Linked DNA regions of Mus musculus: all the other regions are linked to region 1. Evidence: chromatin loops called from intact Hi-C (ENCODE). Cell type or tissue: left cerebral cortex. All regions are shown on one strand.

What was found. Hi-C counts contacts between places; a loop is a spot of excess contacts. Peaks named below come from ENCODE experiments on the same cell type or tissue, not always from the same donor. Only the 100,000 strongest peaks of a DNase experiment are listed, where the experiment ranks them.
Region 2: it touches region 1 in a loop (3-fold over the local background); 4 of 42 quality-filtered maps call a loop at or near these places.
Region 3: it touches region 1 in a loop (2.3-fold over the local background); 2 of 42 quality-filtered maps call a loop at or near these places.

The regions. Positions count from the first base shown.
Region 1 is chr6:85,330,013-85,338,012 of GRCm38, forward strand. It overlaps Sfxn5 (sideroflexin 5), which reads right to left and starts at 3,410. Exons shown (of 14, transcript NM_178639.4): 1 at 3,296-3,410. The coding sequence starts at 3,403. It overlaps Rab11fip5 (RAB11 family interacting protein 5 (class I)), which reads right to left. Exons shown (of 6, transcript NM_001003955.2): 5 at 7,469-7,658; 6 at 4,950-7,214. The coding sequence ends at 7,011. It overlaps Mir705 (microRNA 705), which reads right to left and starts at 6,361; the gene lies at 6,280-6,361. In left cerebral cortex, a CTCF peak has its summit at 3,006; DNase peaks (open chromatin) are centred at 1,459, 1,917, 3,096, 3,514 and 2 more places; H3K4me3 peaks cover 3,102 bases; H3K27ac peaks cover 5,635 bases.
Region 2 is chr6:85,275,364-85,283,363 of GRCm38, forward strand. The region is part of intron 6 of Sfxn5 (sideroflexin 5); the gene reads right to left. Among named protein-coding and RNA genes, the nearest start is that of Sfxn5, 54 kb to the right of the region's middle. In left cerebral cortex, a CTCF peak has its summit at 1,695 (motif pointing left); DNase peaks (open chromatin) are centred at 614, 1,376, 2,305, 2,819 and 5 more places; H3K4me3 peaks cover 749 bases; H3K27ac peaks cover 6,025 bases.
Region 3 is chr6:85,232,740-85,240,739 of GRCm38, forward strand. Sfxn5 (sideroflexin 5) reads right to left here. Exons shown (of 14, transcript NM_178639.4): 11 at 4,101-4,216; 12 at 2,024-2,109. Among named protein-coding and RNA genes, the nearest start is that of Emx1, 49 kb to the left of the region's middle. In left cerebral cortex, CTCF peaks have their summits at 4,434 (motif pointing right) and 6,563; DNase peaks (open chromatin) are centred at 317, 4,477, 5,408, 5,599 and 2 more places; H3K27ac peaks cover 1,578 bases.

The DNA.
Region 1 (8,000 bases):
GAAAGGACTTCCAGAGCCAAGTAAGACCTCAGTTCCCAATCCTACAAAAAGCACTAGGACTAGGGCTGTAGCTCAATTAGTAGAGTGTTTGCCTAGCATGCACAAAGCCTTGGGTTTGGTCCCCAGCACCCATAAAACTAGGTGTGCTGTTGGAACACCTGTCACCCCTGTGCTTCAGAGGTGGAGGCAAGAGAGCTACAAGTTCAGGGTCATTTGTGACTACATAGGAAGTTTGAGGCCCAAGGAGACCCTGAGGATTGGGATGGAGCTCTAAAAGTGGACCATGGTTTATGACACACTGTCAACAGAATCTTCTAGGTCAGTGAGGTCCACTATCAGCAGTCATTAGACACCTACTGTGTGCCAAACACTGAGAACAGGACCCAGGATCCAGAGGAAGATAACTGTGCCCAGGCAAAGAATGTAGCTTCGTTGACAGAAGACTTGTTTAGCATGTGCAAAACTGGATTCTACCTCCAGTACCACATAAACACCGGGGCTGCTCATGTCTGGAGGTAGAGGCAGAGGGTCAGATATGCAAGGTCATACATGGAGAATTTTGAGACCAGCCCGGGGAAGGAACCTGTCCACTCAGAAGAATGTGGCAAACTACTGACTTTAGAATTTTTTCTTAAAGACTAGAACAATTTTGTTGCCATCTTCCAAAATTCCTAAGGAACAATTTAGATACAATTTGGCCAACTGCTGAAATCAAAGGCTTGTAGCTCAATTTCATTCAATTTCACAAACCCCATAGGAGACCCCAGCCCCACTCATTCACAAAGCTCTGAGACACACCTCATCCATCCAGACAATCTGTTAATGTGATAACCTAACCTAACAACACCGAGAGAAGGTAGGCACAGTCCCTGATCCCATATGATGGAATGGAAGAAACATGGTAACAAATAAGCCAAGGGTGTGAGGCTCCTTCGAGGAAATGATGATTTGTGGATAACGTAGGGATGAAGAGGTGCTCAAAAAGAATTGAGAGCAAGAGACAAGACATGTTCCAGTGGGTAGCCCAGGCATGGGAAAGAACAGGATAAGCCCGAGGGTTAAAAACTGCTAGAATGGTGTAAAGAAGGGGGTGAGTGGGGAGTCAAATGTTAAGGAGTGGGCCCTGAAAAACTTTGGGTCCCTTCAGATGTGAGGTCTAAATCTCACAAATAGAGGAAAGCAGTGCAGGCTGTTAAAGACTGCTGCATGGATGGGAATCACCTGATCAGACCTGCACTGTTGGGACTCTGCCATAGAGGAAAAGGAGGAGCTGGGAGACGGCCAGAGCAGGACTGGAAACCCAGGAACCTGTCGGAGGTTCCCATGTCGGCCAAAAAAATAAACGTGTGGACTGGGTTAGCCTTGGAGAGGGAGGCTAGGAGAGCTGTGGGGGAGAAGGGGAGGACTGGGAGTAGCAGAGATGAATGGAGGCTTAAGACTCTAGTTCTTGGGTGGCAGGCTGAGCTGTTTGCAGAGGGAGGAGCAGGTGTGGAAGAAACAGACGTTCTCAGCACCGGTGACTCAGACCTGCTCAGCACCCTTTCTTATCAGACCACTAGGATGCCAACATTGGAGGCCTCTGCAGAGGCCACTGCATACTCCACAGATGTGAACAGCTGCAGAAACTAATCCTCCCCAAACACACTCCACAAGAGTGAAGAGCCCAGGGCAGGAAGCCAATACAAGGTACTCAGTAAATGTTGGGTAGATGGATGACCCATGAGCCATCCAGATTCCAGATACCAGACACCAGACATTGGGGGAAAAGCCCTTACTCAGTTCGTGTTATTAAAAACCCAATTGCCTGGGGTAAGATCAACAACCACTTTTTATCCGGAAAAGGACCTAGGGAATACTTTGGAAGAGTAATCTGCATCTGCGAGGCTCCCACTGGGGGGTTCAGAGCGGAGTTTGGCGTTCTTGATAGGACAACTGGGGTGGGGGTTCCAAAGACAGCAAGTGTTTCCCAGTCGGGAGTGCAGGCTTACTTAAGGATGCGTAGAATGGGGGTGGGGACAAATGGAGGATCACTCAAGGTTAGGCACAAACACCCCTGACAGCGTCTCAATATTTGGTGGCATTTTACACTAGCTGGGACATTAAGTCTCTCCAGATTCCTCCATGCAGAGACATGTCTATTTTTGAAAGAAAACAAGTCCTATTTTAAAAAACTCTAGGGACGTATTCTCAGAAAGCTTAGTTCGACGAAGTTGGGGGGGGGGCTGAATTCGGAACCATTCTCACTTCTAAACCCAGCCACATCCCACCTTTGTAGCATTTTCTTTCTTCCTTCAAAGTTTTCTCTAGCACATCTGCTGTCCCCACTCCTGGCAAGCCCAGGGTCACTTCAGCTCTGGAAGCAGTCTGAGGGTCTGCGGCGTAATAACTAAGCTCCCATGCTCCTGGCTCACAGACCTGGACCTCCGGTTCCATGGCCGAGTTAGTGATACCCGGGTTTCTTGGGTTGGCGTGTCCCCAAGTAAGGTTAATCATAGTCACGGTGCACCCTGAAGAGCCCAAGCGGGTGTGGATGGGGGCCAGCGCTGCGCAGCGGCCGGGAGCAGCGCAAGTAGGACTGGGGCGCACTTGGGACCCTTGGGAGGAGAGCTCAGCTTCGGAGAATGACACAGCGTTTCCCCGCACCGGGCTCTCTCCGCGTTGTCCCAGCCGCATCCCCGCAGAACGCACTAGCTGTCCGGCTGGTCTCATCACTGAAGCCCCAGGCCCCCGGACAGAGATCAGGTCGCTGTACCGGTGCACGCGGTCCCATCCTAGGGCACACGCAGCACCTTGCTGGAGGTTGAGGAACCGGAGCATGACCATGGGGCGTGCCCAGGGAGTTTTGCCCGGAGACTGTCCCGCAGCTCACAAGAAAGGTCAGTCCCACTCGGGGAGAAGTTGAGGAGCATACCGGCCACACCACCGGCCCATGCATCACAAGACGGGAACTTTGCGCCTAGGGCGCATTTGCCAGAGCGACCCCTTCAGAGCCGCTCGGACCCTGGACCGCGACCCGCGTGGCCAATCATCGAGCGACTAGGACGGGGGCTGTGCCAGGGCGCGGGCATCCGCGGAATGACTGTGCCACCCGCCAATAGGAAACCAGAGAGGGAGACCTCGCCCATCCTGTTGCCCAATAGGAAAGGAGCGGCTACAGCCAAGGTCCCCGCACTAGCTGTAGGCTCTGGTGGCCGCGGGTTGGAGACCCTCGAGCTGAAGTGACTTTGCAAGAGATTTGGCTCCGTGCCCTTCCCTGTGTCTCCCTTCCACCCGCTCGTCGCATCCCGAACCTCACCTGCTGGAAGCGGGGCTTGCCCAGCTGGAAAGGGGGCGCATCTGTGGAGGCGTTCGGGGCACTGGCCGCCGCGGACGCCGCTGAGGCTGTGGTTGCTGTATCCGCCATGGCCACTGACGCCCGCAATCTCCAGCCCTTTTAAAATGTCCCTCCTCGGCCCCCGCCACAGTTGCCTCTCCCGATTGGCCGTGAGCAACCGCAGCGAACCGGGCGCGCAGGGGCTTCTGGGGAGTGTAGTTTTCCCCTGCTCTGAGCCTGACAACCTCAGACTGCAGAGAGTTGCACCCACGCAGACCTGGTCTTAGTTCCTACCGCTAAAGCAGCAGGCGTTTGCAGTCCTGAGAATGTATGCAAATGCATGTGCGGATATACGTGTAGGCCTGAGTCTTAGGACAAGGAACCCCTACAAACGCGGACACGACCCGGGATCAGACAAGCAAGGACTCCAGGCAGAGTGGGGTTAATTCGGATGGCCTTCAGCAAGGAGTCGCACTGCGGGATTTTCCTACCGTTTCTTCTATCAAAATCCTGGCTCCAGCCATTCTGCCACTCTCTGAAACAAGCCATGCTCACGCTGCTGTGACCCTTTAACATTCTGCTCATTTTTATCATGGCCTGAGGCGATTCTTTTTATAGGTTCCGCATACGCGTTCATCCGTTCCATCAGCCTACTTCCACAAAAATCCGCTTCCGGATTTTGTACCACGCAGCACTCTCTTGCCTCCTTGCATGTAACTCAGGCTAGCCTGGAACTATGTAGCACAGGCTGGCCTCAAACTTGTGATCCTTCTTCCTCTGCCTCCCAAGTCCCAGGATTACAGGTGCCAGCCAGCAGACAAACCATGAGCTTAAATATCTTTCCTACTGTATGGTGGGGGAGGGGGATGGATAAATCTTCAGTGCAGATATAGGAAGGTTGACACTAGGTACTCAAATGCTTTGGGTGACTTAAATATCCAGAGCTTAAGCATCCTGAGACCCTACTTCTTTTGATCTAAGGAGGTTTGGTCCAAGCCTAATTACTGAGGACCAGCAACAGGGGTGCACCAGGAGCTGTAGAGAATACCAAGGTAATAAACACCTCACCCCCACCCCCTGCAGAATGGCACCAAATGGCAACTGCAGCCCCAGCTAAGTGGTGTGGTTATAAGCCACACTGGGCATGGAGAATGGGGAGTTGATGGTTTCACCCAGGACATAACTCCTTGACTCTAGGGGAGCCTCTGTCTCATGGTGGGATTCAGAGCTAACTTGGGGTTGCCCTCTTGTCCTTCTGGACACAGCATGAGCCATTGGTGGCCCAAGGGCTCATTCACTCACTGATAGCTGACCCACATGGAATAGAACTCACAAATGACCCAAAGAACAGTTCTTATTTTTGGTTTGTATCCTACCTTTCCTTACTGAACTCAGTGGCTTCAGGACAGAAATCACAAAACTTGCCCTCTTTATCCACTCCCCCCACCCCGCCAGGCCCAACACTCAGTAAATATGCCTGTGATCAGTGCCCGTGAGCACAGGCATCCTAGGCACACGGGCCATGAGGCAGTGTTGCCTGTGATTTCAGAGCGGTAGCTCTGTCACCTGAGAACCACACTGCCCTCTCCCACAGGCGGTCTCCTTTGTCCGCTCATTTCAAAACAAACACACAAGCTGGCTGCGGTACGTGATCTTTTTATTCTTCATAAAGTGCTCAAAACATGAAGAACAAGCTCTTTATAGACAGGAGTTTCAACTAGGAGGACAAAGGGCAGAGCAGAGCTGTGCCTGCTTGCTGCCTGTCTGGCTGCACTCTGCAGTATGTGGTAAGGATCAGACAATGAACAAAACCCTGGCCTCAGTTCAGGACCTCTCTGCAGGACACCCCTGCCCTGGCCATGTAGAGAAGCCAAACAGCAAGGATGGATGAAAGATGAGAGAAGGGCTGGGACTAATTAAAGCCCAGAGGAAGACCTAGAAGAGGGACTCAGTTCCTCAAAAGACACCTCCAACACCCAAGGACTGACCCTACCCCCAAACTCTGGGAACTGGTGGCTATTTTCTCATCTCTGAGTTGACCTATAGTTGGTAACTGCACAGTGGTGGACCCCATTGTGGTTCATCTGCTCTATGCTGGCAGAAGACTGACGTCATCCACAGAGAATATTCTCCTGAGGTGTTCTGAGTGAACCCATGACCCTGTCTTTAAGAGACAGCTGGAAAGACGTTACTGCTTCTCCACTGGGCCCAAAGAATCTTTTGTCAGCATCTCACCTCCTTCACTCATACCTTTTGTAATGCACAGCCACCAAGGACCCCCGAGGATGCCAGGGAGACTGGCAGTATTCACAAGCAAGCTAGAAGCTGGACCACAGAGCAGATACCTGACTTCACTTGAATGCACTTCAGCCAAGCCAGGCAAGACAGGAGGGATTGGTGAGCAGGAGGGACTGTACAACAAGGACAGAACAGCTGGAGAGCCACGGGCATTTTCCTAAGCTCAGGTGTCTCCTAAAGCAGAATGAAGCCTCCTGCTTCCAGACAAACCCACTGGTCCAGCATAACTGGGACCCAAGGTCAGACACAGTAAGGTGCAGGATAGCCCCAGACCTACTGTGCACTAGATTTTTTTACCAGGATGCTCCAAATAAGGGTCAAGGGAGGACCAGGAAGTGGGAAGGCGGCTTAGGACACCTCCAAAGCAGGTTGGCCAGAGCCTTAGCTGAGGTACTTCTCGGGGTAGTAAACAGCGTGGTCCACAGCCCCCTTTCAGGACCCTCACAGCCGTTTTCACGTGCTCAACAGGAGGGAGGGGACACCATGGCCAGAGAGACATCTACATCCAGAGGCTCTTGTCCTCACCCACAAAAGGCACGTTTAATTGGTTTCCAAATGTTCTGAGCCCACAGCAGCACAGTTTTGGCATCTGACGAGTGTTAACAGACATGAATGGAGGCCTGGTCCACAAAACATGAGCAGCCCCAAACCCCAACCTGGAGGGTTTCATGTTAGGGAGGTAGGGAGGACTGCAGGAGAAAGAAGTCATTCCCTCTGTGCCCACCCCACCTCCCACCACTACTGGGACATGGAGTGGGAGGGTCTGAAGAGGGGCAGGGGGCAGCTGAGGAATAGGCACATACCACCACCACCACCACCACCACCCCCCACCACCACCACCACCCTGTGTACATGCTCTAGACAGAGAGACAAGACGAAAACACACAGGCTCCTTGCTCTTAGGGTATAGGCACAAGGCTGAAGTGTAGGTGCCCTGGTTGTCTACAGTGCACAGAAAAGCAAGCAGCTTAGTTCCCATCCCTGTCCCAGTGGCCTAGGAGACCCTCCAGGTGCCAGAAGGCAATGGAGATGAAGAGTTGGTCAAGAGGAGAAACAAATGACCAGCCTCATGGGGTGAGCTGTGCTGTCAACAGTGTTGCCTTAGATAATTCAGCTCACCCCAGAACCCAGAGCTCACTCCTGCTCCATCTTGACAGCTAACAACCTTGTTGCAATTCTCTGGGGAGCCCCATAACCTCGCGTGTGAGAATGGTCAGGTAGGGAAGACCCAAGGCTCCAGTGGGAGTTCAAAGAGCCCCTTCCAGCAGCCAGAGCAGAGGCAGGATGGGGAGGGGTGCAGAGAGTCACCATGAGAGCAGGCTTGCCCTACTCAGGTGAGAGCAGTCAGTGGCGGGCACTACACAGGTCCTCACCATCCCTCCAGGGATGGCGTGAAGGGCTACTTGGGGGGGCCAGGGGAGATTTGCAGCAGTGTGGGCGAGGTCTCCATGATCCGCACCAGCAGCCGGTCAATGTAGCTCTCCAGTTCTTGCACATGCTCGTCTCTCTGGCTCAGCTCACGCTCACGCTGCAGGAGCAGGCCAATGAGCTCATCATGAGTCAGGTGATAGTACTTGGCCGACTGGTCCAGCACAGCAGAATCCTATAGCAAAATAGAATGCAACTAAGCAGGGGAGGGCTAGACCTTCCCCCAGCTAGCCCACCCAAACCTGTTTCCCTACTGTAGAACCCCAGACCTGGCAGCAGCCCATCTCTATGGCTGAAGATGTCCTCTCCACTTAAGAGCTGTGGCACGGGGAATTACCAGTTACCTGCTCTGCCCCCAGCATCACTTGGCCTCTGTTCATCTTACGGCCTGTTCTCTCAGTTGCCCCCTAACACCTTGCTGCACCTCACCTTTGGCCTCTTGGTGTCCACACTTGAGCCAAGCTGGGACGCTGGAAGCACAGACTGGATGCCACCAGATGTGACAGTTTTGAGCCTCTCCAGTCCGCTACTCAGGGCTGTGCTCAGGCTGGTACGGGGCTGTTTCCTGTCGGGGCTAGCCTCCACAGGGGCAGCAGTAAGGGGTTTCACAGGGTGGGGACTGCAAAGACAAACAGGAGGTGAGCTGCAGGGACCGAAGGCCGCACAAAGGTTATACCACCGTCTCTATGATATCTCAGGACAGCATCCTGCCCTCCTCAATGCACCAGCATGGAAAACTGGCCTACAAACTCTTCTACCTTGTGATCAGGCTTAGGCAGCCATTTCCCGTGCCTTGTCTTCTACACAGCTAGTGTCCCAGTCAAGCCTGTGGGTGTGAGAACTTCAGGGTGAAGAGCAAGAAAGCCCTACAGACTATGGTGTTCCCTCATCTTTACCTCTCTCTGCTAATGGCTTACCATGAGCTTTGGGACAGGACTGCAAAACCTCTTGACCTGGACCC
Region 2 (8,000 bases), 55 kb before region 1:
TAAAACTTCTCCACGCTTTTCATCTTCTTACTAAGCACGCATCATTTACCATAACTCTTCAATAATGAGGACCCTATAAAATAGAGATGACCTTCCTGTTTGGCTGAGGCTTTGAGATGTGCAGGGAATCAATCCAAGCCTTTATAGTGAATTGAAGAGTCGGGTCTCTCAATCTCCAGCTTGGCACTCTGGTTCTAATTTTAGGGTACTCCTCCAGCTTGTCTCAATGAGCACAAAGGACAAGGGGGTTCAGTTACCACTCTAGCTGGTTGATGGGGCATAGACTATGTAGTGTGCTCTAAGGCTTCTGGCACAGCAGGGGTAGGGAGTGGACTTAAAATGGTGTCTGTGATGGTAAATCTTCATTGTCAACTTGACTGACGGAATTTAGGATGACACAAACCTCAGGGTGCTTCCATGATAGATTCTGCAAAAATTTAACTGAGGTGGGAAAAACCACCCAGAATGCAGGCAGCCCTATCCCATGAGCTGGAGTCCTGAACTGAAGAAGAAGTAGAGAGCTAGCTGAGTGCCTGCCTGCATTTGTGTATGCTCCCTGAGAAGTTGGCGGTGTAATGTGGCCACCTCCCTTCCAGCTGCTGTGACCTCTCACCGTGAGGGACAGTGTCCTCAAACTACAAGCCGAAACAAATTCTTCTTACTTAAATTACATGCATGTATGCATGCACATATATAACACCATGTATGTCTATATAGAAGTTTTGTCACGGCAAAGAGAAAATTAACCAAAACACCCCCTAACCACAAAACACAAAGACCAGACAAGACAGGAAAAGCTAGACTGGCCAAAGAGGTTCTCGAGAGTGAGCAAGGCTGATGGACCCTAACATTCAAACAGGACTTTAGGAAAGCCAGGCTTGACTAACTATTGGCAAACAGAAGTTGACTTCTGCTAAGGGAGATGTGTGTGTGTGTGTGTGTGTGTGTGTGTGTGTGTGTGTGTGTGTGTGAGAGAGAGAGAGAGAGAGAGAGAGAGAGAGAGAGTGCATGCATGTCTGCATGTGTTTGTGTATGTGTGACAGGAGCCAGGCAGCTGAGGCAGCGGGACAACAGAGCCACTGGCCTGACTGGGAAGAATGTCCCAGACATTGACAAAAGACAATCTAGAGAGGGTAAGGATGGGAGACCAGGGACACCAAAGAGCCCACTGGGTCCCTGTGGCCAGGCGGGGCCCAGAGCACATGGTGCCAGCCTCGTTCCCTATTAGGCAAAGCACTGCACCATCTGTATAGTCCCAGGAGCAGGAGCAGGAGCAGGCGTTTTATAACTTCCTTTTCTTTTTCAGTCTACATTAAAAATAAATGTTCCCTTCAGCTCTCAGATGTATATCTCTAGTGCAACCTGCCCACATTCCCTCCTGCTGCCCTTTCCAGAACATGGCAGGGGAAGGGAAGGAAGAGATGGAGAGAGGGAGCCAGTCCACCCGGCTGATGCCAGTGGATCACACCTCTTCTAAGAGGGAAGCGCGGCAGGCACGGCCACACATGGTGGAAGGTGCCCAGAATGCATGGGGACCAGGGAAATGGAAGTGGAGGAAATGGGAGCCAACAGCCAGGCTTGCTTCCCACCCCCACCCTCCCGCACCGCAGGACCTTGGCCAAATCACACATCCCATCTTTGCATTTATAGTTCATGCAGTGGCTGGAGTCCCCTCTGCAGCTCCAGCCCTCTGGTGGCTGTCCTTGCTGCACGTCTCTCTGTACTTCCCCTTGTGTGTCCTGCTGTGGACCTAGTGATCATCAGACTCTGGGGCCAAGACTGACCCAGGCTAAGTTCTTTGAGTTCCTCCCCCTGCCTTCACCTGTTAAATAAAGAACTACCCTGGCATCTCTTAGGGGCCACATCTCCCAGAGTGGCACAGACAGAATCTGGCTCAGTGTCTGGCACATGTTCCTGGATGTCAGGTAGTGGTATCGTCCCTCCTCTAGTCTGGTTTCTCTCAGTCTTGTCTGTGTACACACACACATACACACACACACACACACACACACACACACACACTCACACACACACAAGCCCTTTCTTTGAGCCTCACAGCCTGCACCTTCCTTACAAATATAAATCTTTGTGTGAGCATGCATGTGTTTGTGTATGTGTTCATGTGTGTGCATATGCATGTATAAGCCTCTGGGGGCTGGGAGGAGCAGGGGTCAGCCAGACTCAGCAAACTATAGATCTATACAATGAGGATCAGAAGTTCCTCCAGAGGTTGACCCCAGCTAAGTAAGATTCCCTAAGAATATGAAGGAGTGTTGGTGTCTGGGCCATGACACCGCTGCAGCCTTCACAAAAGGCTCTAGGGACATTGTGTGCAGAGCTATGTTGATGCTGGTACTGCGGTGAGTACCCCCTGCATCTCCATCTTCACTCATGCCCTTGGCTCCCAAGCAACCCTGCTCAGCACCCCACCACCTGGGCTCCGGGGCTCAAGAGGGATTATTTGTGCTACTCTAAGGACTGAGTAGAGAATGTATTCTGTACAGTAGCTTCTACCTGGAAGATGGTTCACAGGAGACCTCACACCTTTGTCATTTCCTTAGGTGTCCTAACTGCTGTAGAAAGTTACATTTTTCTGGGTTTTGTTTTTTTGTTTGTTTGTTTGTTTGGTTGGTTGTTTTTATTTGGTTTGGTTTGGTTTGCTTTTTCAAGATAGGGTTTCTCTGTGTAGCCCTAGCTATTTTGGAACTCAACACTATAGACCAAGCTGGCCTCAAACTTAGAGAGATCCACCTGCCTTCTGCCTCCCAAGTGCTGGGATTAAAGTCATGCACCACCACCGGCAGGCTGACAAGTTATTTTTTTAAGACTTATTTGCATTTGTATTTATGTACATGTGTGTGGGTATGTGCACAATAGTGCAGGTGCCCACAGAGGCCAGATATACAGGCTTTGGATCCCCTGGAGATTGAGTTCAAGGCAGTTGTGAGCTGACCGGTGTGGGTGATGGGAACTGAACTCAGGTTCCCTGGACAAGCCGCCAGCACTGGCTGTTAGCCAGTGAGCCATCTCCTGAGCCCAAACAAGCCCTAACCTGGGAAAACAACACCTTGAACATCCCAGGTTTCTGGCTGAGAGTGTCACCTGAGCTGCTGAAGTCAGGGGTGGAGGAGAGCACAGGCCAAGCAAGGCACCAAGAACTGGCCTCAGAGCCACCTGGGCAGCCCCTAAGCCTTGCTCCTTCCCACAGCACTCTCAGATGAGGACTTTGTATAGTGCTCACAACATATACATACATAATACATACATAATACATACATAAATACACACACATATGCATGTGTGTGTGTGTGTGTGTGTGTGTGTGTGTGTGTAGGGGGCTGGAGAGATGTCTCAGTGGTTAAGCACACTTGTTCTTTCAGAAGACCTGCCTTCAGTTCCCAGAACTTACATGGTGGCTCACAACTGCCTGTAACTCCAGTTATAAGGGATCTGACGCCATCTTAGGACTTCTATAGGCAGTGCATGCATATGCATGCAGGAAAAAACACATGAAATAGGAATAAACAAATCTAGGGGGGGGGCAAGCATAAGGACCTGAGTTTGACACACACACCCCCAACCCCAGCACTAAAAAATGTTGGATGCATCAGCTTGGGTGTGTCATCCCATCGTTGAGGAGGAGACAGGAGGAGTCTGGGGCCCATTGGCCAGCCAGTCTAGACAACTGGTGAGCTCCAGGTTCAGGGAGAGACACTGTCTCAGAGTGAAACAAGGAAGACAGCTGATGTTGACCTCTGGCCTCCAAACGCATGAGTACACACCAGCACATGCATGTCCCCCCCACCCCCATCCCCCCCCACACACAAGATCTACCTATTGGCGGGGGGGTGAAACATTTTTGAGCTTCACCACAGGGTACCACCAAATTATCCCAATTGAGGAGAAAACGATAGGAATAACTATCCTCAGCGCCCACCCCATTACTGGGCTCTCCAATCAGGTCGAGGTTCAGTTCCTTTGCAGGTTCCCATCACCCTCTCCATCTCCTTACATCACCTCAGCTGGCTCCAGGTTGACAGTCTGGCTCCCAAGAACCGCCCTCAACAGCCAGAGGGCATTAGCAACCCTCACAGGGGAGAACCTGACTTTTGATACCTTCCCTTCCTTACCACCCCCATGCCACCCCACATCCTCAACGGTGCCTCTCACAGACCTGCCATAGCTGGGGCACCCAACAATTCGCTAGGTTTTTTTTCCTTGTGCTTTGCCTCCACCTTCTGATTCATATGGCCAAGGATCTGAAAAGCAACACTTTGGTGTGTCGGTGTCACTACTGTATAAAGCAGTGGCTCTCAGCCTTCCTAATGTCGCACCCTTCCATACACTTCCTCGGGTTGCAGTGACCCCCAACCATAAAATTATTTTCACTGCTACTTCCTAACTGCTGTAATTGTGCTACTGTTCTGAATCGTAATGTAAATATCTGTTTTCTGATGCACTTAGGTGACCCCTGTGAAGGGTCATTTGATTCCCCAAAGGTCTTATGACCTGACCTGTGGGTTTAAAGGCTGCAGGCGTCTCCAGAAGTGGCTTTTGTCAAGACTAACCCTGGTTAGTGGCGTCTGGCTTTAACTGGACTGACACCTCTCTCATGATATGGATGGGGCCAAAATGATCGTTATTTGTGGCTCTGGAGGTGGGCAGCGATGAGCTGGAATGAGGATTAGGAGACAGGAGAAAGTGGCTTGTGTTAAGAAGGACTCAGCATGTCTGTAAAGCCCTGGGACACGGACAAACCCTCAAACCTGATAGAAAGTAAACCCTCACCTCTCCATTACAGTAGCGATTCGGTGACCTCAAGAATACCTTCTGAGTCTTGGGGTTTCTATACTCATGGGGGCATCCAGAGCAATAAGAGAAAGCTGAGACTGTGTATGTAAGCCAAGCCTATACTGTCACAAGAAAGTTAGACTCTGTGGCCAGGAAGGTAGCTTAGTTGCTATAGTGCTTGTGTGGCACGCACAAAGCTCTGGGTTCCATGTGCAGCATTGCATGAACCCTGTGTGTCAATGCACACCGGAAATCCAAGCACTTGGGAGATGGAGCAGCAGAATCAGAAGTTCACAGGTCCTCAGTTACTTAGTGAGCTTAGACCAGGCTTTTTTCAAACAAACAAACAAATAAACAGGGCATCAGACCCACTGACTTGGGGCTCATGGTCTGCGTCCTTCATCCTTCTGAGATTTGAAACCTCCAGACTGGACGGAAGTGCAGAGATGAGAAGGGAGATACAAATGAACCCAGGAAGCACAGACCACGAGGCGCTGAGCTCCTGGCACGTGAGGCTGGCAGGGCACAGGAGGAAGAGTTGAACAGACCCCAGGGTAGAAAGTCCTGCCCCTTCTACTATGGGCTCATGGGAAGGACAGTGTGCCACATGACAGTGGGAAGCTGAGGAAAGAGGAATTGACTGGAGGAAGCACCCCCATGGTGGGGGCTTCTTAGAGGACCCTGAAAGGATGGAGACTGGGCCACAGCAGCCGCAGAAGTGGCCTGGACACCCTGGCTTAGCATCCGCGCTTCTGTACAAATTGGGATCTTTTTGCCACACACGAAAGTGGGGGAAAGTTCCCATCTTTAAATGTTAAGCTTAAAATAAGCCCCGACACGGGTGCCAGTGGATCTGTGAAATCTGCTGACTAAACTGGCACCCGTGCCTGTGAGAGAACCAGCTCGTCCCTCCGAGCCCTGGGGTAAGAGTGAGGTTACGCTCAGGGTAAGCAGGAGGGCATGGGGTCGAGCAGGGATGCTCGTGTAGGCAGGAGGCTGCTTGGATGTGACAATCTACAAACTTCTCAGCTGAGGCACCTGCCAGCCTTCCTCGCCCCTTCCCTTCATCACTCAGGGGCCCAGTTCCTAGCACATTCGCTGGCACCCTCGTTTCTATTTCGGTAAGCGTTTTCAGTGGCTTCTACTCGAGTATATTTCTTACTCACTCTGACCAGGGGCTTCATGAAGGTGTGGACTGGAACCTTCCAGCCCCTTTAGGACCAGTAACAAAGGAATGTTCAGGGATGTTTGTCAGGCAACAGCAGGACCTTAGAGGAGCTCCTGTGGCTGAAGGGAGCCAGGCTGCAAATGCTGGGGAACAGTCATGCTCCTTCCATATAAGGTGAGGTTTTAATCTGGTGGTGGCCGGAGTCAAGGGTGGGACCTGTAAACTGTCGCGTTGCTTGCCATGTCTGAGCACAGGGATGGATGGCTTTGGTTTTGCCATATCCTCAGGCTCAAGTGGAGACTCACCTCTGACCCACTGCTCTGAATCTTGGGACACGGCTCTCTGGGACTCAGAAGCAGGTCAGCTGCTGAGCTGTCTACTGGGAAATCATGTCTCAGCATGCTGCCTGTTCTGCTTCCGTGGGGAGACCACGCTGCTGCTCTGAGGTGTGCCGTCTCCACACTGTGTGCTAACTCAGAGACCCTTGGTCACGGGCTCTGAGGCCACTCAACACATCTGCTTTCACAGTGCCCAGCTCACAGCAAAGGAGATCAGCATCCAAAGCCTGGACACCGACAGGGCCACAGTTTCCTGAAACACTGGGTTTGTCTGGGGTGTGAGCGGGGCACCTCAGTAGCACTCTGCGGTTAAACCCTGTCTCAAAACATACAAAATCACCACAACGAAACAGAGCGAGGCTGACTTGTTAACTTATAAATCGGGACCTTTGTTTTGTTGATTTGTTCCGGGAGAGCAGTCACTGACTTGGCTAACAATCTATCTAGGCACTCAGTGGGTCCTGAGCCTGTATCCACCTGTGAGTGGCCAGCTCAGATGCCCAGGTCTCTGGTTTGATAATATTGCCAAATGATCTATCAACGTAAACGTTTATAAAATTATTATGTCAGAGCTGAAGAGATGGCTCAGTCAGTGCGGTGCTTGCCTTATAAGCATGAGGGCCTGGGTTCAAGCCCACCAGAACCCACTTTTAAAAAAGACACATGCTTGTCTCAGCACAGGGGGATTGGAAACAAGAGGATTCTTGGAGCTCACTAGCCAGCCTAGCCTGCTTGGTGAGTGCCCAGCCAGTGGGGGCCCCATGTCAAAAAACGAGAGGAATTACACCCAAGAACAACACTTGAGGTTGTCTTCTGACCTACACATACACACTCATATGCACACACACTGAGACACATGCGCAAACATAAAAATGACTCTGGTAGACCCTGATATGCCTACCTATTAACTATTCTACCCTTCTTTCTCATTCATAAAAATCTGTATGATTGAGAGTCAACTATATAATAGCTTAATTCCCCATGAAATGCCACTGTTATATGGGACTCCCAAGAAGATCCGCGGAAATAGATGACTCCATTGGGAGATATTTCATTCTTCCCTCTTTCTCCTCTCTGAAATGTGCATATGATATGATCGTTCCAGCAGCTATCATGTGAGCTTCGAGGTGACATGGACAATAGAAACAATCACTGACAATGAACGGTGACAGCAGAATGAACAGTGATAGCAGAATGAATGGTGACAGCAGAATGCCGGGTTCCTGATGGCCTTGGGCAGCTCTGACCACATCCAAGCTTCTTTGACATTCAAGAGAAATACCATTGTCTAAGCCACGATTACTCTGAATTTTCTATACTATGCAGATGATCCCACACATAACTGATAACAGTTATGCCACCACCACCACAAAAAGCCCAGGCACAATATGTTTTAAATGACATAATTACAGAGGTCATGGTCTCTGAAAATAAGATTAAGCTATAAAAATAATAACAACAATAAATTAACAGTATTTTAAAAGGAGTCATTTAATCACAGTAAGGGGCTGCAGAGGGCTCAGCAGTTAAGAGCAGGGGCTGCTCAGCAGGAACCTAAGTTTGGTTCCCAGCACCACACCAGGCAGCTCACAGACTCCTATAACTCCTGCTCCAGGGGATCCCACGCCTTCTTCTGGCATCTGCACATACCTGCACATACATGTGCAAATCCATACATAAGAACATAATTAAAAATAAAATAA
Region 3 (8,000 bases), 97 kb before region 1:
ACTACTGACTTCTCATTTCCCAAGCCCACGGCTTCCTCCAGGGTGAGCCAGGCCCTGTAGCACTCCTGACTCCCCTTAGTCTGGGGAGGGTTCAAAGTCAAAATAATCTCCACCCCACCTCCTATAACTCCTAAAATAAACTTTAAGCCCACAGAGCAATGGCATGCTGACCCTCCTTCAACTTTTTGCCAACTCAGTTCCTATGCAAACTGGGAAGGCACTGCAGGTCATGCTCCTCTCCAGCAGATCCATGCTGAAGGTCGGGCCTCTGGCTGGCCTTGGTTGAGCCAGGCTTCTCCCCACTCCTGGGTGTAGTTTTGAGGGACCTGGAAACTGCACTGGCTGCTGGCTGCTGGCTGCCGGCTGCTTCAGGGAGGAGGGTTGGAGCTTCAGCTGTGCTCCTGCTGTCTGCAGTGGATTTGCCTACTTTATCCCAGCAAGCCAAATTCTCTTGGGCCATAAAACCTGCCGTAGCCAAGGGCTTCTGGATCCCCCAGCTGCTTCTGGATCCCAGCGTGGGGAGATGAGACTGCATTCTCCCTCAGCAGCTCTCCGAGCCTTGTGGGACAAGTTTGCAGGAGTCCTAGGCTTCCCCAGCTCCGCTGCCCTTTGATGCCTGTGTATGTGTATATAAGAAGACTTCTCTGCCTGAGCTGCCAGGTGAGGGCTCTGTCCTACCAGGCTTGCACAAGTGACAGGTGACTAACCAGTTTTCAATGAGCACAGGCTCCCCACCCTCCACCCCACCCCCACCCCCACGGCAGAAAGCCACACCCTCTTCACCTGGCCCTGGTCTGCATATCTGTCCTGAGACTCACAGGAGAGGGCTACACCAAGACCAGATAAACAAAGAACTGCCCTCTTCAAATCTATAATTTGCTGTTGTTTATTTGTTGTCAGTTCCCATGCTAAATTTGTTTTTTTCCCTTCTCTTCTCTTCCCTTCCCTTTTTTCTTAAACTGCTTTCAAAACAGGGTTTCAGGTTTTAGCCCAAGCTGGAACTTACTATGTAGCCCAGACTACTTTCAAAGACATGGCAATCCTGCTTCATCTGTCTGAGTTCTGGGCCACTATACCTGTCCCAGATTAATCGTGTTTAATCTCAATGCTCAGATACAAAGGCTCTGCCCATTTCTGGGATTGAAGGGTCTCTCCTGTGGGTGCCCAGGACCTTTGTCTATTTGTCCCAATGGGCAGGCTTTCCTTTAAGCATACTGGATCCCAGAGGGTCCCCACAAGAGGGAGGGGCGTCTACCTGCTTATCAGCACGTGCACATACCAACCAGGCTTTACCCAGGCCCCTTCCCTGCCCCTCCCCAGGCCTCCCAGGCCTCCGTAGGCAGGTGGACCCTGGTTCTTCCTTCTCTGTTCAACCATTTCCCAGCTCTACCAGGTTTCACCCTCCTATTACACACTCACCAATAAATAAGTAGGTGGTGGCACACGCCTACAGTCCCAGCACTCAGAAGGCAGAGGCAGGAGGATCTCTGAGTCCAAGCCCAGCCTGGTCTACAGGGCTTTCTTTATGTGTGCTAATAATAGGAGCCCTCTTTTATTAGCATTGTGGTACCCCCCTTATGGACAGTGACATAACAAATAGTTGTGGTTTGTCCTCTGAGGGAGCCAGGGAGATCATTATTATTCCACTTTTGCTTTATTACAATTAATTAATTTTTAAAAAGACATGTGGCCCGAGACTCATTATGTAGTCTAGGTTGGTCTTAAACTCACAGAGATCCGCATGCTTCTCCCCCGAGGGCTTGGGTTTACATTCACAGGGTCACACAGACTCTGACCCAAACCGCCAGCTACCCTGTCCCTCCACCAGGGCAGAGCCATGCTTTTCCATGGGTGACCCGGCAGCATTGAGCACCAGCCAACTGCCTGGGAAAAGTCATGAGTTTCAACACCGCTGTCCAGTACAGCAGGAGACAGAGGAGGTGCCTCCCACCCCCAGCAGCACAACAGGTAGGGACCATGGCTCCCCACCCAGCATCTCCCCCATACCCACAGCCTGACTTACTTCTCCAGCATGGACATGACGATTGGAGGAAGCACCAGAATGGGCATAGGCAGAACCACACGTGTCAGAGCTGTCTCCAGCAGGGCCTGCGGATGGGGACAGGCTGGGGTGAGTGGAGAGCATCCGCGAGGGAAGCAAATCCCACCCCAAGTGTGAGGTGTGTGCACTGCTGCTCAGCACATCTGGCAGCCTGGGCTCGCTCACAGCAGTGCTCACAGAGCTGGATTCCAGACAACAGAATACACTGCTCCACCCTCCCTCACTGAGCCTCTGAGAAGAGCAGATTCTCTGCATGGGGGAAGGGCAGCCTCCCCAACCTGGGATGTAGAGGGATCAGGGGTTGGGGAAGTGGTACACAGAGGGCCTAAGATGCTGTCAAAACAAAGCTAGAACAAACTGCTGGGGCCTGCAGAGCCAGGGGGGTTCCCAGGCTGAGTGAAGCTGTGGGATACTTTTTAAAAAATACATCCCTTAAAGACAAAGATATGTAAGAGCTTTGTCTCCTGGCTCTAAGTCTTTTTAATTCTTTTCTTTCTGTATCCCCAGGCTGGCCTTGAACTATGTAGCTGAGAATGGTCTTGACCTTAAACTCGTTTGCCTTTCCTTCCTAAGTACCGAGATTACAGGCATGAACTACCACCCCTCAGTTTATGTGGTACTGGGGATCAAACTCAGGGCTTTGCGTGTGCTAGGTAAGAGCTCTTCCAGCTGAGCTACAGCCGTGGTGAGAAAAGGCCAGCTTTGTAAGGGGCTCAAGCTTCAGCTGAGTATGTTCCAGGTCCAAAGGAGATCTGCCCTGGCGTGGGCTTAGGATTCCATGGGATCGTGGGAGACATAGCTTGAGGCCCAGCTAAGGGGCCATTTGTGTTTGGACAGCCACTGCCCAGAGTCCCTTTGAATCATGGGCTCCTGCTCTTAGAGGAATGCTCAGGAATGTCTCACAGCTCATAGATCCTCAAGTCTCTCCGATGAGACAGAGATAGACCAAACCTGGTTGAATGAAGCCCGGGGCTGCAGAGGAGCTGGGTCACCTGCCCAGATGGCCTTGTCACCTCTACCGTCCTCACAGGGCACCATGAAAGGGTGGGGCTGGGATAGAGTAGGGCAGATAATGAGGCACTGGGGCTGATAGCAACCCTCAGGAAGGGGGTCTTCTCAGGTTTCAGAACGGAGCCTGTGGGCAGGATGTGAAGGCTAAAGCCAGGGCAGGGGACAAAGAGTGTACTGCTGGTATGACATTCAGCCCTGGCCCTTACAGGATCTAAATGGGCCCTGACTTGCCCTGAGATGGATGAAGAAGGAAGAAAAGCTCAGAGGCTTATCAACAAGGTCTCTGCTGAGCAACAGACACTGGTACATGTGTGATGCTCTACCCCCTCATGCCTGCCCCTTTGTTTCATTCCCATGCCTCACAGGCTAGAGCTCAGAACAGCAGGACAAGCCACCAACCACCATCAACAGCAAGGCTGAGAGAGCATAGGACATGTATACTGGGGTGTGTGTGTGTGTGTGTGTGTGTGTGTGTGTGTGTGTGTGTGTAAAACACAAGAGCTATAGTGGGCAGGGCCAGTGAAGAGGGCCTTATAAGTAACCATTTGCAGGAGCCATGGCATCTTCCACAGCCTGAAGCTCCAGTGTTCACAGTACTGTTGCTCCCAGAGAGGTAGCAGCCCTCATACCACTGCCTGCAGCTTCCCATTCACAACCCACAAAGTTGCGAAGGCCTAGGGCATGGAGAGAAAGCCCTGGGGAGGCTCCTCTGCCCTCTCCAATTAACACCTCTGAGGAAGAGCTGGGTCCTGAGGGGCTGGGATAAAAAAAAAATGGGGACATTTCACAGTGGAGACAAGAGGGAGGAGGTTGGAGAACAGTGAAGGACCATCCAGAAGAACAAGCCTGGCAGGGAGCAGACTCTGAGGCCAAGGGCTCTCACAGATGAGCGATGGCAACTGGAACGAGGAGGAGACAGCTAGAGAAGCAAGCCAAGGTCCTGTGACCAGAAGACCTCAAGGAACATACAAGCTATGCTCGGGCGCATCGATCCATTTGTGCAGGGCTTAGCCCCTGGGAAACCCACGTGTCTGGCTGCAATCTTTGAGGAGCCCACGAGGTTGCCATCAGCATCCAGGACATCAATTCCTTCCTCTAACTCCCCATATCGCATCAGGACCACGTTGCAGATATTGGCACTGGCTGGAGAGAGGAATACAGAGAGGGGTAGTGAGGCACGGATGGCTTCCCACCTGGCTCCACCTCCAGACATGGTTCCCCAACCCCCAAGAGCTCTGTGAATCCAGAAAGGTAGAGTCCTCTATTTTGCTTTCAGCCGGGGCAAAAGATCCTAAGGCCCTTTGAGACCCTGGAAGCATAGACCAAAAAAAGTAGCAGGTGGAAATATGGCGAAGGCTTTGGGAGTTGCCACCTATAGAGGGCGCTGCTCGCCTCTTCTGGGGCCAGTCTCCAGGCAGGGGAAGCAGATGTGTAGACAGACAGAGAGAGAGAGAGCTCTCTGGCCCTAAGATGCATCCCCCTGGGGCCTGATGTTCTACCACCAGCAACTCTGTCCCTTAGCTACATAAAATGCTTTTAAATGCCACTCCCCAAATTCAGTCCTGCATGTCTCTCGAAAGCCAACCAAGAGACAGGCATCCACAACAGCAGGTGACAGACAGAGCAGACCTCGGTGCCTACCCGCCCTGCACCCATCATATGCACAGGACACAAGCTCAGAGAGCAAGCGTGACTTAACTGAAGTCACACAGCAAAGTGGAACAGAGTGGAAAGGTTTCAGCGCCTGAACCTCAGGTACCCAAGACGGGATCTGGGGGGAGCACGCAGAGTCTTCCTGAGCTTCACCTGCTCCACTTGGCCACACCCCTCCCTAGTCTCAGCTGAGATCTTAGGGACCTAAGGCCGATAGGAGGTTCCTGGATCCTTAGAGAAGCACTAGATGAAGGTGGCTGGTACAGTTGCCCTGATCCCCTTCACAGGGACGTGCAGGCCAGGCCCATGCCGCTGTACTGATATAGATCTGGCCTGAAGTCCTCCAGCCCTGCTTCATGATGGAAATGGGGAGACTTGGGGGTGGTAGGTGGGTGGTGGGAAATGTGGTGGGGGGGGTGACAAATGCAGAGCCTGCCTGCTCCACTCCTCCCCCCAAAGCGCCTTGCTGTGTTTAAAGTTTTAATTTTTGCTAATTAATGTCAATTAATTTTGTATAATGAGTGTTTAATTTTGGGGAGTGTGTGAGCCTGGGAGCGACTGCAGTTCTGGGCTGTGAACGCTGATTAGCATCAACACCTGCTGCTTCCCCCTCTCCAGTGGGGGGGCACCCGGGTTTGGGGAGCTGGAGGGTGGTGAGGCTCAGTGGGCAAGTGGAGTGGGAGGGAGCCCACAGATGCTCCTGGGACCTGAGCCAAGGGCTGGGGAGCCCAGCAGTGCAGGGTGTTCACAGCTGGGGGACAGGATTCTGCAGGTGAAGGCTGGGCTGGGAACCAGGGCTCTCTGAGACTCACTGTCCTATTGTAATCAAGTAGGGAGGTGGAATCAGCCGAGGCGAAGACCAGGAGGCACTGCAGTCTTTGGAGAGGGAAAGCCGGAGAGCAAACAAGCTCTGAAATGTATTTCGAGCGCATATGCTATCTTTGAGTGTCTCCACTGTTTCCACACGATGCTGATCAACACTCACCATGGCAGACTTTCTGTGGCAAGGACTCGAGCCTCTGACTCCTGTCCCCACAGTACACACATTTCAACCAGGGGCCACGTGGGGAGAACGTTCTTTATTATTCATAGTTTGGGGGTTGGGGTGGGGCCATTACTGGCACATGGCTGGCAGAGACAGTGAGGCTGTGAAACACGGCCTCTTACCTGGCCCCAAAGTCAATAGTGCCTCGACAGAGACACTCACACCCTGGTTTGTTTTGAGATAGGGTCTCTCCATGTAGCCCAGACCATTCTCAAACTGGCCATTCTCCTGCCTAAGCCTCCAGAATGCAGTTTCCACAACGTCTGAGAAATCCTTGCCTTAACCACATCTAAAGGCAGAATTAGGAAGGAGGGTCTGAGGTAAAGACTTGGGGTGAGAGGGTAGGCCATGGAAGATGATGGGCAAGGTGCATGGGTTTGGGGCTTCTTGCTTGGGATTCATTCCCAACTTTCTCTCTCTCTCTCTCTCTCTCTCTCTCTCTCTCTCTCTCTCTCTCTCTCTCTCTCTCTCTCTCTCTCTCTCTCTCTCTCTCTCTCTCTCTCTTTTACTTGGTCTCAAAGGCGAGCTCCTGATAGACCTGGATTGCTCAGGACCCATCAGGCCTCTTAGATGGCCTTGGGAAGCAGTTCCTGGCCTCTGTTGGTGACCTGCCCTCTAGTGGCCTCAGAGATACTCTGCAACCCCTTTGGCCTTTGGGCTGTCAGGCCCTGCGTTCTGAAAAGACGTGAGTGACTGAGTGGGAAAGTAGGGTTTTCTGTCTGAAAGGGTGGACCCCTACCCTCAAGAATGCCTTCCATTTCCAGCACTACTGTTCCGGCCAAGGTGGCACAACTGCGATCCCCAAGTAGGAGACAGTGAGTCCTGTCCCTCCTGCTGGGCATTCCCAGTACTGCACTCAGGGTCTCCAGGAGATGTCAGGAGACAGGCTACACTCACACTGAATGCCAGACTCTGTACCCACCAGGTCAGGAAGGCAGGAGGAAGCTCAAATGACTCCAGGCCCCACTGTGTGTGTTTACATAGAACAGGGGGCTGATGAGAGTGGGGGGGCAGGCCTTGAAGGTGACGGACAGTGGGCCAGTCAGGAGCAGGGTGCCAACTGACTTTCTCTCCAGTTTCCAAGTGTGGATGTAAGGATCGCAGGACAGAGAACTACATGTGAGACAACAACAACAACAACAACAACAACAAAAAGTACAACCAGGAGTGGTGACGTGGACCTGATATTCTAACACTCCAGAGGGAAGCAGAGGCAGGAGGATGATAAAAGCTCAAAGTTATCAACAGTTACAAACTGAGTTCCAAACCAGCTGGGGCTAGACGAGGTCCTGTGTTAACCCTTCAAAGGTCACACAAGAAAGTGATGACCCAGACTGCATTTGTCTCTCACCAAGTCTCTCCAGGATGTCACTGGAGAACAATGGCTCTGTCATTTAAGCTACCTTGATGGAAAAAAAAGGGATAACTAACATCAAAGTAAAAACAGCCCCCACCAGGGACAGCATTCTTTGACATGATTGGCTATGCAGATGACATGTGCCGTTTAATCTTCTCTGTTGCCCCTACACTCTAGTTACAACCAGCCCTAGAAGAAATCATCCCCTGTAACAAGTAAGATGGATGTCCCATGCAGGGACTGCACTTCAACTGCTTCATCTGGGCCATTCAATTTTTCCATTTCCCCCCAGAGACCTTCCCAGATCTCTCCTACCCCATTCCAGAGAGAGAGAGAGAGAGAGAGAGAGAGAGAGCACGCACATGGGTCTCCCTTTTGACACACCAACAGATCTATCATCGACAATATCAGCAGGTTAATTAAGCAGTCTATTAGTGATAATGTTACAAAAACTGGCACATTTTCAACTCAGATCGACACCATTCAAGACTCAGGCATGACTGACACCGGAGCAACAATACGGGGAGACATCATGAACTGGGGGAGGGAATGACAAAAGCACTCTTGACTGCCACAGATGTTCTTGCATGAACCCACTGCCATGCAAAACCGTGCAGACAGTGAAGGGCTGACGCAGCAGCATCCAGAGTCAAAGGGACAATGTGAGAGACAGACGGACAAAGGGACAATGTGAGAGACAGACGGAGCAGCTTCCTCTCTGAGAAGCCCACCTCTGAGCTCGCACAGGACAAGAGATCAGCAGGGCCAGGACAGGCAGCACACACCTGTCTCAGAAGCTGGCCGCTGGGAAGGCAGGCGCATCAGCCCGTGCAGGAGGAGGACTGTTCAAACATGCCCAGGAAGAGCCAGAG